2 separate regions of the Homo sapiens genome follow, and region 1 is linked to region 2. A link is an interaction called in ENCODE POLR2A ChIA-PET data of the cell type or tissue named here. Cell type or tissue: OCI-LY7. All regions are shown on one strand. Links, peaks and the distances in the headings refer to the core of each region. The heading gives the core; the rest is flanking DNA. Region 1 has its middle 30 kb from the start of LINC01104. Region 2 overlaps LINC01104 (long intergenic non-protein coding RNA 1104).

Region 1 (2,917 bases), core at 227-2,726, 69 kb before region 2:
ACTTTGGTGTGCCTAAGAATCACCAGGTCATAAGAAGTGCGCTGGAAAAGAAGTGGGCCCTGCAATCCTTGAGAATTTCAGTAAAACTCAGCAAAGTTCTGAAACTCTTTTGAGGGTATGGCATATCACCTCCCAGAGCAGGCCTTGCGCCCCTGCATGAGGGCTGCAATGGAATGAACTCTCTTTAGGGCCTCGAGGCAACAAGGGAGCTGGCAGTGGGCCTTGTGCTATAACTGCCCAGGGCAGTTATTGAAAGTTATTGAATAGCAGCTCTGAGGTGGTGTCTTCTGAAGGTTGGAGATATTGGTAGGTGTGGCAATTTATTGAATTTTCTTATCTAAATGGAGACTTGACATTTTTGAATCCAGATGATTCTGTTTAACCTTCAGGGACAAGGCAGGTGCAAATATCACAATAAACAACAGCGGGCTGTTATCAGAATGCTTTAATGTGAGTATGATAAGAGCTGGGTCCCTGGGGTCCCTGAGAATGAAATAGATGGTGCTGCTTGATCTATGGAGGTAAAAAAAATTCGAGGTCTGATTAATAGAAGCCTAACTTGAGTTGACATAGTGGGAATTCAAGGTCTCTTATGCAATTCTAAGACATAAGCCATTTTGTAGCTCAAGGACATCTTTTTTTTTTTTTTTTTTTTTTTTTTTGAGACAGAGTTTCGCTCTCTCGCCAAGGCTGGAGTGCAGTGGCTCGATCTTGGCTCACTGCAACTTCCACCTCCCGGGTTCAAGAGATACTCCTGCCTCAGCCTCCCAGGTAACTGGGATTACAGGCACGTGCCACCACGCTTGGCTAATTTTTGTATTTTTAGTAGAGATGGGGTTTCACCATGTTGGCCAGGCTGGTCTCAAACTCCTGGTCTCAAGTGATCCACCCACCTGGCCTCCCAAAGTGCCGGGATTGCAGGCCAAGAACTTCTTAATTGAAGGGGTGACTGCGTTCTTTTGAAGAAGGATACAGCACTATGTACACAGAGGTATAGTATCCTGTGAAGAATCTTCCAAACCTCCCCAGAGAGACCTGAGGCCATTTTTCAAGACTGTGTCCTGAGGTACCCAGACTTTCCACGCGTTATTAGACCCTGGCTCTGAACTTGTGCTAATCCCTGGAGAACCAGTAGCCACTGTAAGGTTAAGAGACCGGCAGGACTTGTTTTCTGGTCACAACCCTACTGACTGACACAGAATCTGGTCCAGATGGGATAAAGTGAAAAACTGGCAGAAACCAGCAGGTGGCGATGAAAGTGATTCCCTAAGCTGCCCTTACGCTCATTAACATAAGACACTCCCACCAGCGCCATGACAGTTTACATTGCCATCGCAATGACCCAAAAGTTACCTCTTTCCATGGCAACAACCCGGAAGTTACTGCCCCCTCCCTAAATAACCTGCCCCTTGATTTGCATTGGCCCACCCCTTAATTTGCATATAATTGAAAGTGGGTTTACATGAGTATAAATATATTTGCCAAAAGCTTTCCTTACCACTCTGGATATATTGCCTATGAGGTAACTCTGCTCCCAGAAGAGCAGTACTGTTCAACATCACCTGCTTATCCTTAAGTTCTTTCCTGGGGGAAGCCAAAAACCTTCCCAACTTTGGGACTCACCTATTTTGCCGCAGCAGTGGGCCACACATCACAGTAGAGACATTTTGAAATAAGGGATAGATAAAGTCTTTGCCCTAGACTATGTCACAGAAAGTCTAGTGAGACTGGGAACCCATCCTGTGGTTAATTTCCCCGCTATCAGGATTACAATGGGAATAGATATTCTTAGTGACTGGTCCAATCTTAACATTGGTTCCTGGACGTGGAGTGAAGACTACTACAGTAGGAAGAGTCAAGTAGAAGTCTCTGGAATTTCTCCAGCACCCATCATTAAGAAAGTAAACCAAAGATGTGCCATGTTCCTGCGAATTTGCAAAGATGAGTGCTGCTGTCAAAGACCTGATATAAGCAAGAGCAGAGACTCCAGTCACATCTCTACTTAATTACCTGTTGAAATAGCCAGATGGCTCCTGGACAATAACAAGATGACAATATTAACCAGAGGGTGACAGTGATTACAGTGATGGTTCTGATTACGCTATAATTATTGAAGTAAATCCACAGATTGATCTGATTACCAAAGGGGAGATGGGTGACCACTACAGCATGGAGGAAGGAAGAACTATGTTTCTAACCACGGGGTTCCCTAGGGTGCCTTTTAGCACTCACTTGCCAGAAATCCTGGACAAATAAAAAACTTTGGCAACCTGATGAAGGCAGGACCACTCAGGACCAAGATTTTGCAGGAATAAAGATCTGAGTCGGCCAGGCGCAGTGGCTCAAGCCTGTATTCCCAGCACTTTGGGAGGCTGAGATGAGCGGATCACAAGGTCAGGAGATCAAGACCATCCTGGCTAACACAGTGAAATCCCATCTCTACTAAAAATACAAAAAATTAGCCGGGCGTGGTGGCAGGCAGCTGTAGTCCCAGCTACTCTGGAGGCTGAGGCAGAATGGCGTGAACGCAGGAGGCGGAGCTTGCAGTGAGCCTAGATTGGGCCACTGCACTCCAGCCTGGGTAACAGAGCAAGACTCTGTCTCAAAAAAAAAAAAAAAAAGAAAAGATCTGAGTCACCCTATCTGTCTGTCCAAGGTGATGGCAGAGGGAAAGGTGGAAGAAGGAAGCAATGTCATCAGCTCAGACCTTGACCTAGTACAGAAGAGGGGACTGTAGCATCTGTGTGTCTGATAATGAATTGTGGTTCCTCCTGTTTTCTCCCCCTCATGAAGAGTACAAGTCATGGATAATGTATGAGGTTTCAGGAGAGAGTATGACCAAATTAACCCTAATACAGTCACTGAGGGGACTTTGTGTGTCCCTTGGTTGGAGATACCAATTATTTCCTGAATAAAA
Region 2 (2,849 bases), core at 350-2,849:
AGTAGAGGTGCTGGCACAGTCAAGAGGTGGCCAGTCATCCAGCCCCGCTGTCAGACCAAGAGGCTCCACAGAGGCTGAGGGTGTCCCAACAGCGGGGCAGAGCATGGAGACAGGATATTCCCAGCAGACCCTCTTCAGAAATTGAGTCTCAAGGGGTCTTGGGGAACTTGGTCAGCAGATGTCATGGCTTCATCTGTCAGCTGGTGGGTCAGCTCAGCGGGACTCCTGTCTTTAGAAGGGAGGCTCAAGTCTTTACTCTGTACCAAGACAGAGATGGGGGCCAGGAAACAAGACATGCAACCATTTTCCATCATCAAGGGGCGAGATGGTGCTTGGCATGAGGCAGAACTGGGCTCTGTCAATGCCACGCATCAGGAGGAACCCCTTTTCTGTTTCAATCCCTCCTGTTCATGTGTGGTGCCCGTTAGAGCTGGCGTATACTTCTGTTCTCCAGTGTCTGAGGACATGGAGGACCCATTTCCTCATTTTCCCCCTTGTGGTTGGATGGGATCATGCACCCAGTTCTCGTTGAGACCAAGATGCTGAGGTTACCGTTTTCTTTGTGGGACCAAAAAAAGAGCTCTAATTCGGCTTGAAACGTGTGTGTTTGTGCGTGCGTGTGAGAGAGGGCAGGTGCGTAATGGAGAGTGTGTCGGTGTTCCATGTGTGAGAGTGTGTAGGTGAGTGTGTGTGTGTGAAGAGATGTGTGTGATAGTGGTGTGTGAACTTGGGAGTGTGTGTCTGTGGTGCATAACTGTGTGTGTGTGTATGTGCAAATGTGAGTGTGTATGTGTGTTAATGTGTGTATGTGTGTGTGACTAAGGCGTGTGAGTGTGGTGTGTGAGCTTGGGCGTGCGGGTGTTGAAATGTGTGTGAGTGTGTACACGTGTGTGAGCACAACAGTGTGTGAGTTTGGGGTGGGCACAGGCCACAGCTAGTCTCTCTTGGGGCGTTAGATCTCTGCAACCCAAGCACCCCAAGTCGCTCTCCTTCCTCACTCCATCCTGAGCTTCCCAGCTGCTGCCTCTGCTCCGAACTCCCACGGGGAAAGCAGCGTCTCTAGGACCAGGGGCTCCGAGCATGGCACAGCGCCAACTCTCGTCTCTTGCCGCCTCCTGAGAACCTGGGTGCAGCACAAAACAGTCAAATATTTTCCTCTTCTGTCATCACTAACTAGAGCTCCACAAGTTCCCAGATTGCCGTGTTAGCTCTTCACCATAATTAGCAGTTTTCTGATATCATGCTAACACTCCTTAATTCTTCCCTCAGAGACAAAGCAAATCCGTGGGATGCCGAGGGCACTTGGATAACTTCCGCTCGGGAGAGAAGCCCAAACTCCGCGTCCCGGAGACCTGAAGTGTGGCCGCCAGTGGACACCCAGCTGAGGGATGAGCAGGTGGGCCTCAGTGGTGGCTGTGGGGTCCCTGGACACTGCTCGCCACTGGCCTCCAGAAGCATTGTAGGCTTTGGGGACCTGCTGGTCCTCCGGCCCTAAATGTGGCCCTGGAATGATGAAGGAAAGTTTGCCATCTCCATCCTCCTCAAGCTGCCTGAGCACCCCAGTAGCACCCACCCTGTCTGTGCTCCCGTCTGCACCCCATGTCCTGGGGCCTGCTTTGTGTTGCACCGGATGACAGGAACCAGTGCCCTGACTGTGACTTGCTTCTCCCTTCAGGGACACACAAGCACTTTCACAGCAAGGCTACTTTTCAGCCCTTCTGCAGACAGGGCTTCCTGCAGGGATGCTGGATGCAGAGGCAGGACGAGGATGCAGGGCCTGGGTCCAGGTGCGACTCCTCTCACACCTGGTACAGGTGGCCCCTCTCCCGGCAGGGCACCTCGGCTCCCTGGGGAGAATGAGAAAGGGGAACTGAGAGTTCATTGTTCCGTGGGGCATGCCACAAACCCCCAAAGACCCATCGGGTGAAAAGAAGAAAAACAACCGCAAAGCTATTTTCACCTGAGGCGGTCTCATGGGTGAAGCAGACGCCTGGATTACTCAATCCAGGCAGGGTCTCCTGCCTGGATTACTCAAATAATGACCCGGTGTGTCCTCCTTCCACCAGTGAGAAAGTCCCTTCTCAGTGGAAAATTATGGGTTGAGGTCTTTTACCTGGGGCCTCCTCTTTTTGTTTAAGATGGTAGTTTAAAAAAAACAGTTTTTTTTTTAGAGAAGTGTTTGTTTCCAGCAAACTTGAGAGGAAAGTACAGAGGTTTCCCACGTCCCCCCTGCCCAAGCACATGCACAGCCTCCCCAACTACTCACATCCCCCATCGGTTATCCATTTGTGACAACTGATGAACCCCCATGGGCACATGATCATCACCCAAAGCCCAGTGTTAGCATTAGGGTTCATTCTTGGTGTTGTACATTCTATGGGTGTGGAGAGCAGGTAATGACATGCGTCCACCATTTTAACAGAATAGTTTGCCCGCCCTAAAATTTCCCATGCTCCTCCTGTTCATCTGTCCTTTCCTCCAATCCCAGGCAACCACTGATCTTTTTACTGTCATCATGGTTTTGTCCTTCCCATAATGCCACATAATTGGAAGCATTTACATTTCCTCCATTTCACTTCATAGCTTGGTACCTCAGTTGTTTTTAGTGCTGAATAATATTCCATTGTCTGGAGATATCCTTATTTATTTATTTATTTTGATGCAGTCCCAGTCTGTCGCCCAGGCTGGAGTGCAGTGGCGGGATCTCAGCTCACTGCAACCACCACCTTCCATGCTCAAGCTATTCTCCTGACTCAGCCTCCTGAGTAGCTGGGATTACAGGTGCCCATCAACACGCCTGGCTAATTTTTGTATTTTCAGTAGAGATGGGATTTCACCGTGTTGGCCAG

Evidence for each region. Peaks named below come from ENCODE experiments on the same cell type or tissue, not always from the same donor. Only the 100,000 strongest peaks of a DNase experiment are listed, where the experiment ranks them.
Region 1: POLR2A ChIA-PET joins it to region 2 with 6 read pairs; 2 of 35 experiments call an interaction of 5 or more read pairs at or near these places.

The regions. Positions count from the first base shown.
Region 1 is chr2:100,176,988-100,179,904 of GRCh38, forward strand. No RefSeq gene overlaps it. Among named protein-coding and RNA genes, the nearest start is that of LINC01104, 30 kb to the right of the region's middle. In OCI-LY7, for the core only: CTCF peaks have their summits at 1,230 (motif pointing right) and 1,443; a DNase peak (open chromatin) is centred at 1,304; H3K4me3 peaks cover 391 bases.
Region 2 is chr2:100,245,843-100,248,691 of GRCh38, forward strand. LINC01104 (long intergenic non-protein coding RNA 1104) reads left to right here. Exons shown (of 3, transcript NR_103730.1): 2 at 1,270-1,396. Among named protein-coding and RNA genes, the nearest start is that of LINC01104, 39 kb to the left of the region's middle. RefSeq lists an enhancer at 2,088-2,197. In OCI-LY7, for the core only: CTCF peaks have their summits at 517 and 717; DNase peaks (open chromatin) are centred at 499, 1,119, 1,869 and 2,319; H3K4me3 peaks cover 1,588 bases; H3K27ac peaks cover 2,380 bases.